2 separate regions of the Homo sapiens genome follow, and region 1 is linked to region 2. Evidence: chromatin loops called from intact Hi-C (ENCODE). Cell type or tissue: PC-3. All regions are shown on one strand.

Evidence for each region. Peaks named below come from ENCODE experiments on the same cell type or tissue, not always from the same donor. Only the 100,000 strongest peaks of a DNase experiment are listed, where the experiment ranks them.
Region 1: a loop joins it to region 2, with 3 times the contacts of the local background. A loop is called at or near these places in 1 of 110 quality-filtered maps.

Annotation. Positions count from the first base shown.
Region 1 is chr11:96,677,583-96,685,582 of GRCh38, reverse strand. No RefSeq gene overlaps it. Among named protein-coding and RNA genes, the nearest start is that of LINC02737, 170 kb to the right of the region's middle. In PC-3, no CTCF peak of the experiment used is centred here; no DNase peak of the experiment used is centred here; H3K27me3 peaks cover 1,066 bases.
Region 2 is chr11:96,744,873-96,752,872 of GRCh38, reverse strand. No RefSeq gene overlaps it. Among named protein-coding and RNA genes, the nearest start is that of LINC02737, 240 kb to the right of the region's middle. In PC-3, no CTCF peak of the experiment used is centred here; a DNase peak (open chromatin) is centred at 4,042; H3K4me3 peaks cover 961 bases; H3K27ac peaks cover 2,023 bases.

The DNA.
Region 1 (8,000 bases), 67 kb after region 2:
CTCATACATTGGTTCCTTTAATCTCCAAAGTATTACAGTCTGAAAACTGCATAGATAATAGAGTTGACTGAGAGCTTGAGCACGGGAGGCATGCACATCACAGCACGTAAGGCACAAAACTCTTCCAGCTCTTCTCACACATCCGTGATACTAGACAGATTCCCACCATGGAAAAATTGCAGAAGTCTTCTCTTCACAATCACTACAGGCTTCAACGTCCTGCCATTTGAGATCTCTTTCCCTCGTGATCCTCCACTTTATTCCTCCACTTGTTTACTCCTGTCCCTGTGTGATTACATTAGGCTCACCTGGATAATCCAAGCTACCCTTACTGTTTAAGGTTTTAAGGCGTGTGGTTTTTGCTGTTGTTGTTTTTTCAATTAGCAGCATTAATTCCATTTGCAACCTTAATTGCCCTTTACCAGGTAGCCTAAAATATTTAAAGGTTCCAGGGATTCAAATGTAGACATCTTTAGCGAGCTACTCGTCTCCTATCACAGTGGATATCCTTTTGGTATGTTGCTGGATTCAGTTTGCTAGTATTTTGTTGAGGATTTGTGAATCTATATTCACAACTGACATTGGTCGGTAGTTTTCTTATGATGTCTTTATCTGTTTTTTTCTAAGTTCTTAAGGTGGAAGTTTACAAAATTGCTTCGAGAATTTTCTTCTGTCTAAATATATGTGTTTAATGCTATTTGTTCATGTTATTGTTGCTGCTGCTGCTGTTTGTTTACTGACTTTCCTGAACTATGTTTCTGAAGTCTATGTTCTTTGTACCGTGGGGCTATCGAAGTTTCTGCTCAGCTTACTGGTCAAATACTGACTGAACGTAAATTTCTTTAAATGCCTGTAACCAATAAGCTCCCAGCTTTTACCAAAAGGCTCTCTGTGTATCCGGTGGGGCATGGCTTCAACACTCAAGTCCAGCAGTTTAACACTCTGCCTTAGCTTTTTTGTCTCGCTCTGTCACCCAGGCTGGAGTGCAGTGGCGTGATCTCAGCTTACTGCAACCTCTGCCTCACGTGTTCAAGTGATTCTCCTGCCTTAGCCTCCCAAGTAGCTGGGATTACAGGTGTGTGCCACCATGCCCGGCTCATTTTTTTTGTATTTTTAGTAGAGACATGGTTTCACCATGTTGGCCAGGCTGGTCTCGAACTCCTGACCTCAGGTGATCCGCCAGCCTCAACCTCCCAAAGTGCTGGGATTATAACCATAAGCCACCATGACCAGTCAGGTTTTACCTTTTTTTTTTTTTTTTTTGCCTCAGGGGTCTTTACTCTGGTTTGGGCACAAGTTAATAATGTGGCCAGCACTTAATTGTAAACTGCAGGGCTACACTATCTTTTTTTTCTTTAAATTATACTTTAGTTCTGGGATACATGTGCAGAACATGCAGGTTTGTTACACACATATACACGTGCTATAGTGGTTTGCTGCACCCATCAACTTGTCGTCTACATTAGGTATTTCTCCTAATGCTATCCCTCCTCTTGACCCCCAACAGGCCTCAATGTGTGATGTTCCCCTCCCTGTGCCCATATGTTCTCATTGTTCATCTCCCACTTATGAGTGAGAACATGCGGTGTTTGGTTTTCTATTCCTGGGTTAGTTTGCTGAAAACGATGGTTTCCAGCTTCATCTGTGTCCCTGCAAAGGACATGAACTCATTCTTTTTTATGGCTGCATAGTATGAGAAAATGTGGCACATATAGAGCTTTTACTTCTTACTTGTGGAGAGTTTAAGGCCCTCTTGGGTCTTTCTTGAGTATGCACATAGCCCTATGCAAAAACATGTCTCTGCATGTGAGGGCCCTTCTAGATTCCCAGGAAAATGTCAGATCTTTCCAAAGCTTTAATAGGTGGGTCCAATAAGCTTTTTTAAAAGTGGTTTGGTCAACTCATCCTTTCACTACCTCGAGCAACTGCCACAGATTATTTCAACAAATATCCCTGGGCAAAAGTGTGTTTATACTGAAAGAGTTGTAACACAGGTCAAATACAGACAAGCATTGGGAGTAGGATTTTCCAAGGAATTGCCAGACAGGTCAAATAATAACAGTTAAGAATGGGGCTTTGTAGGAATTCCAACCCCAAATACATTCTCCAGTGGCTGCTAGACTGCTGGTTTTCAAGATAATTACAAGGCTGTTGATTTTCAAGGCTACCACAAATGGGAAGAGGAAGATGGGGATAGGGTAAGTTGAAACATCACAAAACTTAATGTTTTTATTGAGAATAAGTCTTTTTTCTTTTTTCTTTTGTTTTTTTTTTTGAGATGGAACCTGGCTTTGTCACCCAGGCTGGAGTACAGTGGCACAATCTCGGCTCACTGCAACCTCTGCCTCCCAGGTTCAAGCAATTCTTCTGATTCTCCTGCTTCAGCCTTCTGAGTAGCTGGGATTACAGGCACCCACCACCACCCCTGGCTAATTTTTCTATTTTTAGTAGAGACAGGGTTTCACCATGTTGGTCAGGCTGGTCTCAAACTCCCAAGCTCAAGTGATCCACCTGCTTCAGCCTCCCAAAGTGCTGGGATTACAGGCATGAGCCACTCCACCCAGCCCATTTTTCTTGAATAAATGTTCACAAATTATTATAAGCCTTGGTTTCTTAAAACACTGATTTTTGTTAACTTTTTCTAGTGTTCTCATTGCTTTTTATAAGAGAATTTTTTGAAAGTTCTTATGCCACTATTTCCATTGCTGTCACTTAATGTTTTCTATTGAGATACTAGACATTGGCACTCTGTAATATAAAATTAATTTTAAGAAGGTTTTAGTTTTTTTTTATGAAATCCTTGTGGGGAGCATATAGAAATTGAGCTGGATATAGTACAATTAAGCTTATTCATAGTTAGATAACTTAATATAATCAATGAGTTGATTAATAAATTTGTTTAGAACTAAAGAGAAGTCTCCAGTGGCTTGGTTTTTGCTTTCATAATTGAGGAGCTTCTGAACAATTTGGGTAAATACATAGAATATTTTTTAAATCAAACATTCAAAAGTAATTTTGATGGATTTTATTTTTTAATATTTTGATAGGCTGAAACATTCAGCAAAATAAATGTATAATAGCAAGACCCAATATAAAGTCCTGCATTTGTATTTTTTAAATTAATTATATCCTGCATTTTAGCGGAAGCAAATTTAATAGCAATTTGTAATGGAGAAAGAAGAGAAAAAAATTAAAAAGGAAGAAAAGAAAAATAGTTTTAGTTGACCACCAAAATGCTATGTCCTAATAATACAGCAAGTTATGGCTGATGCACACACATACATATCAACTGCTCTCAGAAACATTGATTAGTAATTAATTCAAAAGATGTTTGTTGAGCCCATGATATATGCAATCTACTCTGTTAGATACTATTGACATGAGGATTTGTGAGAAAAATCTTGGCTTTGTCCTCAATGTGATCACCATTTAAAGAGATAAATGAAAACAAATCGTAAAAAATGCAACAAGTATTATATCACAGATCATCACAAAATGGTAAGGGAACACTCAAATAGCAAGATTAATTCTGTTTGAAAGGAATAGTCTGGGTAAGTACGCTTTAACTGGCACGCAAGGGTTTGAAGATCATTCCAGGGACTGAAAATAAATTGCATGTACTGAGCATTTACATGGGTTTGGTCCTGGAGTAAACAATAAAAACAAAGCAGTCATGTCTTCCCTTGAATACCATGATCTAGTGAGTCACCCCCACCCCCAGCAGAAAGAGCTTTCTAATCCCCTCCAAGTAAAAATTAACTGAAGGGTCTTATTTATTAAATCGGCAAATTACTTCTGCTGTTAACTTTTCCTAGTTTCACACTGGTGACAGGTAAAACTTCAGTTCACTCTGTGACAAGTTCTATGGAACTATAGTTGGGTATTCAGTGAATTAGAGACGAGCAAAAAGGATTACAGTCATAAGCAACTACTCATAAAACGCTAATACGAAGCTAGTATAGTCATCAGACTTTTAATTAAAGCTTTGAAAGTAGTTCTACCTCGATAATATGTTGGATTCCTCTGAACTTATTACACAAGCGTTTTTCCAGTGAATTGCTACAGCAGCTCTGAGCACTGAACATGATTTATAATATCACAGATTGGATGACAGATAATGGTGGAAGCTAAAGATAATAAATAATTATTGGTACCATCTGGACTCATTGAAAAACATCCTTTTAAAAAGTGCATTTCAGAGCTCTACAAAAATAGAATTTGTGCAAAGAAAACAAAAATGTTAAATTTAAATTAGATGGGAGCAAAGATAGTAATTAAGAATTCACAGGGGAACATAGATCTAATTTAGAAGCAATTGACACAAAATTATTCATAAAACAGGATGGTTTTTCAGATTATCATCTATATTGATGAAGTAGAATAAGCTCTCTATTAATCTCTTCATGTCAAAGACAGTAAATGCCATGTAATCTAAGCTCTGGGGTCACCCTGATAGTTTTTCCAATTTTCAACTGAAAAATCTGGTTACTATTGACATTGAGGCACATTAAATTCACTGTGAAAAATACAACAATTATATATGCATACAAGCTATTTATTCTGTTCAGGTCTTTCTGCATCAACGGGGAATGAGTTAATCATACAAAAATGTTAGTGGATGGCTTTTTAAAGATATTAGATTTGGTGATCCTTCTAAACCTGTAACAGCATTTTTTTTTTTCTTGGCGCCTAGCTCCTTTCTGAGAAGGGAGAGGGAACAGGCTAGAATACCTATACATATTTCTGTCTGTGTTTCTCATAGAAGCAGCTCACAGAACGTAATTCCAAGAAAACAGTTTTAAGGGCGGTAGTCACAAGTGCATGTAAATATTTGCTAAGTGCCTATAAAATACAACACACACATTTTACACACAGCACTTTACCCTATTTTATTCAGCTCACAACACATGCTCAAGGAGAATACTATCTCCATCTTCCAGATAAGGAAGCTGACTTGCCCAAACTCAGATCTGTTTATACTATTTCTACAGCATCATGCAATAAATGAAGAGCTACAGGAGCAGTTAAATGGAGTCACTTGAAAATACAGGAGCTAGACCAGATTGGAAGCTAGAGAGCTGCAAATCGCATGGAACAATCAGGATACACTGTGTGTGTAAGGATAGGATTCAGGAGCACTGTTTCTTTCCTTTTACAGATGCTTGGCAGTCTCCCAATAACATGAACTTAAAGTGGGAGGTCTATGTTGAACAGCTGCCATGATCATATGTTGACAAATTTGTTACCTAATAAATCTTTATTTTACTTCTCTGAGAAGCTGCTGCAATTCAGTAAATATCTTCATTGCAGTAGCTTGATTAGAAGACATCAACACCTGAAGAAGCAGAGATACTTTTTATTATGATAAAATGACTTTGCTACTTTGCTAGCCATTGATCAGATTGTTACTGTGTGTTTAAAACCCACAACTTGTTTGTCCCTGCGAACATACCAAAACATTTTTATTCACAGTTTATTTCAGATCACTGAGCATGAACTGAGATTATGTTTGTCATCAACGAGAAAGAGATAAGGAAATTAGCAGACCTGTCAGCATGAAAGCTAAGATAGGTTTGTTTCACCTAGAATATGGATAAACACAAAGTATGCCTTGCTCTGAATTTCCATAATTTATTTACATGCAAACAAATCTCAAGTGTGGGGGAGGGGTTGGGGGAGGGAATATGTATCCAGCCCAAATTCTCCCCAGGAGTTTAGACAAGTGCTTACTGAAAATTCTCTTTAATATCCTATGTGAATCACAATCTTGATGCACTAAAAGCTGAATTTATTTTCTTCCCTTTCTTCCTATCCAACCCCATTGCAAACACCTTTGCCTCTTAGTAACTAACACTAGTAATTTCAGGCATAACTCTGAAATTTATCCTTAACTACACTTCTCCCTCTCCCTGAACCCTGTACCCCCAAAATCCTTCTAGGTTTATGCCAATCCCTTATTCCAACCCAAAATCTTTCTTCAGTCTGTCTACTTCTCTCCATCTCCATTACTGACCTAACTTGGCCACCTTCATCTCTTAGTGGACTTTTCAACAATCTCCTGACAGTTCCTCCCACTTAAAATGATCCTTTGAAGGTCCTCTTCAAGGAGAACTACAAACCACTGCTCAATGAAATAAAAGAGGATACAAACAAATGGAAGAACATTCCATGCTCATGGGTAGGAAGAATCAATATTGTGAAAATGGCCATACTGCCCAAGGTAATTTATAGATTCAATGCCATCCCCATCAAGCTACCAATGACTTTCCTCACAGAATTGGAAAAAACTACTTTGAAGTTCATATGGAACCAAAAAAGAGCCTGCATCGCCAAGTCAATCCTAAGCCAAAAGAACAAAGCTGGAGGCATCACGCTACCTGACTTCAAACTATACTACAAGGCTACAGTAACCAAAATAGCATGGTACTGGTACCAAAACAGAGACATAGATCAATGGAACAGAACAGAGCCCTCAGAAATAACACCACATATCTACAACTATCTGATCTTTGACAAACCTGAGAAAAATAAGCAATGGGGAAAGGATTCCCTAGTTAATAAATGGTGCTGGGAAAACTGGCTAGCCATATGTAGAATGCTGAAACTGGATCCCTTCCTTACACCTTATACAAAAATTAATTCATGATGGATTAAAGACTTAAATGTTAGACCTAAAACCATAAAAACTGTAGAAGAAAACCTAGGCATTACCATTCAGGACATAGGCATGGGCAAGGACTTCATGTCTAAAACACCAAAAGCAATGGCAACAAAAGACAAAATTGACAAATGGGATCTAATTAAACTAAAGAGCTTCTGCACAGCAAAAGAAACTACCATCACAGTGAACAGGCAACCTACAAAATGGGAGAAAATTTTCACAACCTACTCATCTGACAAAGGGCTAATATCCAGAATCTACAATGAACTCAAACAAATTTACAAGAAAAAAACAAACAACCCCATCAAAAAGTGGGCAAAGGACATGAACAGACACTCCTCAAAAGAAGACGTTTATGCAGCCAACAGACACATGAAAAAATGCTCACCATCACTGGCCATCAGAGAAATGCAAATCAAAACCACAATGAGATACCATCTCACACCAGTTAGAATGGCAATCATTAAAAAGTCAGGAAACAACAGGTGCTGGAGAGGATGTGGAGAAACAGGAACACTTTTACACTGTTGGTGGGACTGTAAACTAGTTCAACCATTGTGGAAGTCAGTGTGGCGATTCCTCAGGGATCTAGAACTAGAAATACCATTTGACCCAGCCATCCCATTACTGGCTATATACCCAAAGGACTATAAATCATGCTGCTATAAAGACACATGCACACGTATGTTTACTGCGGCACTATTCACAATAGCAAAGACTTGGAACCAACCCAAATGTCCAACAATGATAGACTGGATTAAGAAAATGTGGCCCATATACACCATGGAATACTATGCAGCCATAAAAAATGATGAGTTCATGTCCTTTGTAGGGACATAGATGAAATTGGAAATCATCATTCTCAGTAAACTATCACAAGAACAAAAAACCAAACACCGCATATTCTCACTCATAGGTGGGAATTGAACAATGAGAACACATGGACACAGGAAGGGGAACATCACACTCTAGGGACTGTTGTGGGGTGGGGGGAGGGGGGAGGGATAGCATTAGGAGATATACCTAATGTAGATGACGAGTTAATGAGTGCAGCACAACAGCATGGCACATGTATACATATGTAACTAACCTGCACATTGTGCACATGTACCCTAAAACTTAAAGTATAACAATTAAAAAAATGTTAATACAATTAGATTGTTCTCAAGCTTAACACCCTTCTATAGCTTTCTGCTACTGTTATCATGAAGAAAATAATCTTCCTAACATTGTACCTCATATGTCATGAATCACTCAGAGATACTCCAGCCATTCAGATCACCTTTCAGTTCCTTGCTCCAAGTTCTTTCTGGCACCAAGGCTGTCATCCATCTGTCCA
Region 2 (8,000 bases):
CAGCAAACTGCAGCAGCCCTACAGAAGATTAACCTGACTGTTAAAAGAAAAACAAACAAACAGAAAGCAACAACAACAACATCAACAAAAAGACCTCACAAAACCCCATTCAAATGTCAGCACCTCAAAGATCCTCAAAGAATATTACCACTGACCCCATACAACCAACCATCAGAGCATACTATAAATACCTCTATATATGTAAACAAAAAATCTAGAAATGGAAACATTCCTGGGCACGTATACCCTCCCAAGATGGAACCAGGAAGACACTGAGACCCTGAATAGACCAGTAATGAGTTCTGAAATTGAGGCATTAATAAATAGTCTACCAGGCAAAGAAAAGCCCCAGACCAGACAGATTCACAGCTGAATTCTACCAGAGGTCAAAATAATTGCTGGTATGATTCCTACTAAAACTATTTTTAAAAACTGAAAAGGAAGGACTCCTCCCTAATTCATTCTATGAGGCCAGCATCATCCTGATGCCAAAACGTGGCAGAAACACACACACAAAAAAGAAAACTTCAGGCCAATATCCTTGATGAACACCCATGCAAAAATCCTCAACAAAATACTGTCAAACCGAATCCAGCAGCACATCAAAAAGCTTATCCACCATGATCAAGCAGGCATATCCCTGGGATGTAAGGTTGATTCAACATATACAAATCAATAAACGCAATGCATCACATAAACAGAACTAAAGGCAAAACCACATGATTATCTCAATAGATGCAGAAAAAGCCTCTGATAAAATTCAACATCCCTTCATGTTAAAGGCTCTTAATAAACTAGGTATTGAAGGAATATACCTCAAAATAATAAGAGCCATCTATGACAAACTGACAGTCAATATAATGCTGAATAGGCAAAAGCTGAAAGCACCTTGACAACTGGCACAAGACAAGGTTGTCCTTTCTCAACATTCCTATTCAACATAGTATTAGAATTTCTGGCCAGGGCAATCAGGCAAAAGAAGGAAATAAAGTGGCCCAGCATGGTGACTTACGCCTGTAATCCCAGCATTTTGGGAGGCTGAGGCAGGCAGATCATGAGGTCAGGAGATTGAGACCATCCTGGCTAACACGGTGAAACCCCATCTCTACTAAAAATACAAAAAATTAGCTGGGCATGGTGGCACACACCTTAGTCTCATTAAAAAGAAGGCAAAGGATATGAACAGACACTTCTCAAAAGAAACATACATGCAGCCAACAAACATATGAAAAACAAAAAGGTCATCACTGATCATTAGAGAAATGCAAATCAAAGCCACAATGAAATACTATTTCACACCAGCCAGAATGGCTGTTATTAAAAAGTCAAAAAATAATAGATGCTGGCGAGGTTGTGGAGAAAAAGGAATGTTTTTACACTGTGGGTGGGAGTGTAAATTAGTTAAACCAGTGGAAGGCAGTGTGGTGATTCCTCAAAGACCTAGAAGCAGAAATACCATTCAACCCAGCAATCCCATTACCAGGTATATGCCCAAAGGAACATAAATCATTCTATTATGAAGACACATGCATTTGTATGTTCACTGCAGCACTATTCACAATAGCAAAGATACGGAATCAACCTAAATCCCCATCAATGATAGACTGGATAAAGAAAATGTGTTACATATACACCATGGATTACTACGCAGCTATACAAAGAAACAAGATCATGTCCTTTGCAGGGACATGGATGGAGCTGGAAGCCATTATCCTCAGCAAACTAATGAAGGAACAAAAAACCAAATACCGCATGTTCTCACTTATAATTGGGAGCTAAATGATAAGAACACATGGACACATGGTGGGGGGAACAGCACACACTGGGGCCTGTTAGAGGGCAAGAGGTGGGAGGAGGGAGAGGATCAGGAAGAATAGCTAACGGATGCTGGGCTTAATACCTAAGTGATGGGATGATGTGTGCAGCAAACCACCACGGCACACATTTGTTTACCTTATGTAATAAACCTGCACATCCCGCACATGTACCCCTGAACTTAAAATAAAAGTTGCATATTTCAAAAATGAAGTTTGCATGTGGACAGTTAAATGAACTTACAGATTACATTATTTGGTTCAAAGTAACCATTACAAAAAGGAATTTAAATCCAAATGAACCAAGAATTGAAAGTAATATTCATAAAGCATCAGAGAAAACCAAGAAAATGGCAAAGACAAATACAGGCTCTTCCTAAGCTACATATCAAAGATGAAATAATGATTTCATCATATCTAACAAAAAATTTGCAAAAACAAACCATCAAGACTACCTAAAATGTGGATTGACTATTTTTAATGATGAACTCCTACTTTATTATACATTGTGCCATTGGATATTAACTAATTCCTATCATTAATATTTATATTACATAAACAAATATATACATATTGAATGTGAATGCTTGTTTTTGTTTTATTGTTAGTGGCATGCATTCAAAAAATGTTTACAGATCTCTGAACTATGGTGTTGTTGCACACCATAGGATATAGATGGGGCTATCTCTGCTATCAAACCTCTTTGATGTTGATCACAAAGCTGTCTGAGTCCACCTTTGCGAATTTCTTGCTTTTAGGCTGCTCAGTATGATGCTCATCCCTCCATGCCTTTCCCTGTTATTAACCTGTTCTCTGTCAAGGCTACCAAGCGGCCCCTAGCAGGTTTCTCTTCAGATGCCAGGCTCCACTGGCATGACTGCGCTTTGTCCCCAAACCTGCCAATGAGTTTACCTCAACATCCATATTTCTCAAATGGACATGTCACATTTTTAGGTTAGTGTTCCCCTAATAGAGCCTATCTAACTCAGTTCCTCAAATGCCTGTTCCAAAACCCTGTAACTTAGATGACATTTACAAAATACAGTGAAAATAACTTATTGACTTCATGATAGCAAAAGTATACCCATTATAGATATTTAACTCCATAAAAGGAAGTGCTAAAATGAGAAACTGCATTAGCCTATTATTGTTTCTTCTTTTCAGTTGAAGTTATTTCTCACATCATCAAACGTTATAACTCAAAACATTAACTTTTAAATGGATCAGACCAAAACGTGTATTTTAGAAATCAAAACTTCCTTGTCAAATTCCTATGTGCTTGCTAAATATTCGACTTTTTTGTTGGCTATTGTTTAATTTTAAATATTCTATGTTGTAAAGCTGCTATAATTATGACAATACTTTTTAAAACTTTTTTAAACCCTAATGTATTTTTACCACCTGATTATACCCCCTTTTCTACTACTGGCAATGTATGATTTCATCTCAGAACACGTTAAATAATCCCCATTTAGTCTAGCTTTTGAATTTGATATTAATTGAAATACTTGCAAAAATAACTCACAGTTAATTTTGATTTTTCATTAATAAATTTAATTGAATTTGAAACTGGCATTGGGTCAGCAGAGGGAAAATGCTCTGCATTTGTCACTGAAATGAACACAAATAGAATATAGTCCAAATGCACTAGTTTAGCTCTGTGCATAATATAATACTTTCCTAGTTTAATGTGATCCTCCATGTAGACACAGTTTATTTATAACTGTAACCCACAATTATGGAAAAATAAGACTTTCCTCTGAAACTATTCTTTCCCTAAAGTAGTTTCTGGTTGTGGTAGGAAAAACTATGATGAGTTCTAAAAGACTCGATTCCAAACATTCAGGGAATACACACTCAGATCTTCCTGATAGGACTCTTTAAAATAGTTTTGCTGTATTTTCATTGCAAATAAGAGATGAATCAGACATTTTTTCTTTATAAATAACAGAATAGGTTGCAATTCAGTAAATACATTTATAATGTCCTTTATCACACACCAGAAAGCTGATATGTGCAGAGTTTGACTCCCTCTCCCATCCATTATCCACGAAAGACAGAATTGTTGAATTACACTTCTTTTTATCAGCCATAAACTCTTAGTTTTCAATTTGGGGCATAATTGGGAGTGTTGCAAAAGATTTTTATGATCTTTTTCCCCCAGTCTCAGAGCCAATTATTGTGCTATTTGTATATGCAGCAAATTATTCAAGTATTAGTCATTTCCCTTGTTACTTTCTTCCTGCTCAAATTGTGTTACAATAAATTCAGGCTGCATTTGCAGTTAGAGTATTTACTTTTATTTTTCATAATGTACCTACAAGTAGCCAAACTCAGTTGTTTAAACAGGTGGCAGTATGAGAGTGGAATATTATTCCTGAGAAAGGGTAGTCTTGGGCCTGATGTCAAAGTGTCCATGGTCAAGTTTGAATGGGGCAAAAGTTTCCTTTGGGGCAGTAACTGAAGACAGAGAAAAAAACTGCTACATCAAATTTTAAATAACCTTAAATGCCAAAGACAAATGAATGCTAAAAGGCTTGTGATTACTGAAGTCGCCCCATAGTTGCAGCCCAGGTAAACATGTCTAATTTTGAGAGGCAGAGAGTTCAATTATGAATTTTTCAATTATCTAGGCTTGAAACATAGGCCTGGGTGAAAGCAGTTGGAACAGAAAGGAAGAAATGGTGTCATAAGTGTATTAAGAAATTCTGGCAACTGATTCCACTGGGGACTGTGATCAAATGTGGCTTCCAATTTTAGAGGTGTAGTGCCTAAAAAATTATGTACTAACATACATAAGGGAATCAGAAAAGAACAGAAATAGGAGGGAAGATGGTAAATTTGCCCTAAAAGTTAAATTTGAGGTCGCCCTAAGACATACAAATAGGAATATCAAACCAGGCATGTAAGGGAGTTGGAGAGGACAAAAAAATAACTAGGAAAATTTCCTCTTCCACCTTGATTTTCAGTACACAAAGAACAAAACTATAAAGTAGGAAAATGTATTTATGCAAGGCTACCTTCCTTCATCAAGCCTTTCAGTGAATGCTTGAATTAGGGTCATGATATTCTCTAACTGAGGGGAATCCAATGTTTTGCCTTCCCTGGGACACATTGGAAGAAGAATTGTCGTGGGCCACACATAAAATACACTAACATTAATGATAGCTGATGAGCTAAAAAAAAATTGCAAAACAGAACCCATAATGATTTAAGAAAGTTTACGAATTTGTGTTGGGCCACATTCAAAGTCATCTTGGGCTGCATGTGGCCTGCAGGTCGTGGGTTGGATGAGCTTTCTAATCCATTCATTCTTTGATTCAAAATGCATTTATTGATCACATGTTACAGATCAGGAATAAAAATGGTAAAAAAGAAACATACTTAAGAAGTAGTTAAGGGGTAGAAACAACAGAATTTGTTACCAAATCTATAGTAGGAAAGACTTTCCAAAAATTCTAGACTTCTTGATATATAGATTAAAATAAACTAGGAGGTGACAGAAAAATACATTTAAAAAAATATTATTTGAGTCCTGGGGAACAACATTTCCAGAGCTGTTCCTCTGTTATCATGACACCCTGAGAGGAACAATGACCTCTGGCAGCCCAATGCTTACCATGGAGACTTTAGGGAATTTCATGATATCAAAATAAAATGACTCCACTCCAGTCATTCATTTATTTATCCATTAAACAAATGTTTATCTTATGCTCACCATGTGCAAAGTACTGTGCTAGGTACTAGACGTGGAGTAGTAGATGAACAGATAGGATCTCTTCTTAGTAGTGTTTAAAATGTAGTATTGAAACGGGAAAAGTTCCCTTGTCCCCCTCGCAGGTCATGTTATGGGGGTGTGGCTCGCTTCTTCAGTGCCCCACCATTCAAACTTCTAGGGAGCATGCAAACAGGCAGGCTGTGGGGCTCCGACCCCACGGCAGCATCTAGGGGTGAATGTTTACAGCTGAAGCCCCAGTGGGCATGTGTTATAGTATGTTCCATCTGTAGTTTATCCATCTGTAGACAGCTTGTGTTAGTCAGTTCAATTAGGCCCCCTGCCTAATTGAACTAGGAGAGAGGGCTTTCTGTATCCAGGGGTTTCTTGCCTTGGTGTACTGGAAAAATCAGATCACACGTGGGCTTGGAGGAGTGCAAGCTTTTATTGAGTGGAAGTGGCTCTCAGCAGGTGGGGGAGCCAGAAGGCAGATGGGGTGTGAAAGTGGTTTTCTCCCGGAGTTGGGCCGCTCAGCAGCCCAGGCTCTCCTCCAACTGCCCCCACTAAACTCCGCCTCATTCCACTGGTTGATGGTCTGCCAGCATCTATCGGTGTGCTCTTACACTGGTGCATTCCTGTCGAAGTCCAGCCGCTTGTGTGCGTGCCCGCTAGGGTCTCGGGGGGTTTTATAGGCACAGGATCGGGGCATGGTGGGCCAGGGTGGTCTTGGGAAATGCAACATTGGGCAGGAAAACGGAAATGCCTGTCCTCACTAAGGTCCATGGGCACAAGCCTGGGGCTGGAACCCTAGACAGAGACCAGGCCTTTCTCTAGCCAGCATTTCCCTGACCCCTCCCATATCAGCATTTTCACCTACCACAGATCTAACCCACTCTCAAGAGTCTTTCCAGACTCAGCTAGTCACTGGGCGCTGCCTGTTATTTCTTTCAACTACCTGTTTCCATCTTCATCACCTTAACCATTATTTAAATATCTGTAGATATGCCAACACCCGATAGTTAATAATTATTTAAGTCCACCAGAGGCTTGGAATTCAAGATACAGTACTCAACATACTTGAGATAGATGAGTATGCTCTGCTTAATGTATTTGTTAGAAATAGAAAAACATTGCATACTGTTAATCTGTTAATTTTTAAAAATATTTAAATAGTGTTTTATTGATAAAAGATTAGTTTAAATGGACAAAATTGCTGTGTAAAATAAGTATTTTCAAAATACATTTCTATAGGTAGAGATTATCTCTTAGTAAAAGAGCAATTGGCTATTATCAAAAGTATATATTTTGATTTGAGTAGCAAAACAAAAGAGGATTAGAAGTATAACAGTGGAGGCCCTCCTACCCTGCATAACCATTATTAGGTGACAGCTTGCCCTAAGTAGTACTTTTACTCAAACACACAAGCCTTACATTAACCACTTGCACATGCCTTTTTTCTTCTTTACAGATTTTTCTAGAAAAGTTAATTTTTATTAATTCGTTTCTCAACAGCACCTTTTACAGAGGTTACATGAGCTGAAATATTTTTGTTTAAAGCAGATTTAATTTTTAAGCTTTCAAAGTACCAAAAAGGTAAGGACTTTGCAAAACATGCAGTTTTATTGCAGAGAGCTTTCTTTTCCTACCCAAATTGCTAGGAATGTATTTTTAGGTTTCCGAATGAAACTATACTATAGAAGTTTTATTTTTTTCCTTTCTGAAAACTCACTTATGTATCAGAACTAATTGAAGACAACTGTCAACTGACATTCTGGCCAATGTCTTCTCTGTTTTTAGACTGGACCTAAAAATAACTAAAGAAAGTAATTTTTGCATGCCTGTAGGCAAAAGATCATCCTGTTCAGGAGAAAAGACCACTGGGTAAATTCCTTTATCTTTTAATTGATTAAATTCCCAACTGTTTAGATGTGGTCTACCCTTTTTAAAGGTTAGAACTTCCATCTGTCTATCGTTTTACATGAGACTCTGGGAAGTCTCACCTGCAGATGTGGCAGTCCCAGGGCAAAACGAGGGCAAGCTAAAAGTTGTGATCTTCCCAGTCAAAAAGAAGACAGCATTTTCTGTCCTTTTTTTTTTTTTTCCAGGCTTTCTATTTTTTTCCAGCCAGTCTTTCACAAGCAGCTCACTGGTTCCATAAATAAAGAGCAGCATCCTCTGTAGGCCGGGCTTTCCTGTAGGTGACCTTGTAAGAATGTCTCAAAACAGCCCATTCTCTGATTTGTGCATTTCTTGAGACCAATCAAGATCTTTTTTCCCCTTCCATTTGAGAAAGTAATGCTTAAATGATATCTAGATCTTATTGCTGAAATATTTTTTTACTACTCCATTCTCAAATGTTAGAAACTGATTCATTTGATGCCCAACTATGCAACTGCAGAAAGTATGACTTCTAAACTCCAATAGGAGAGAGAGGCTCCTTGGTTTAGAATTGTGAAATGACTAAGCCAGAT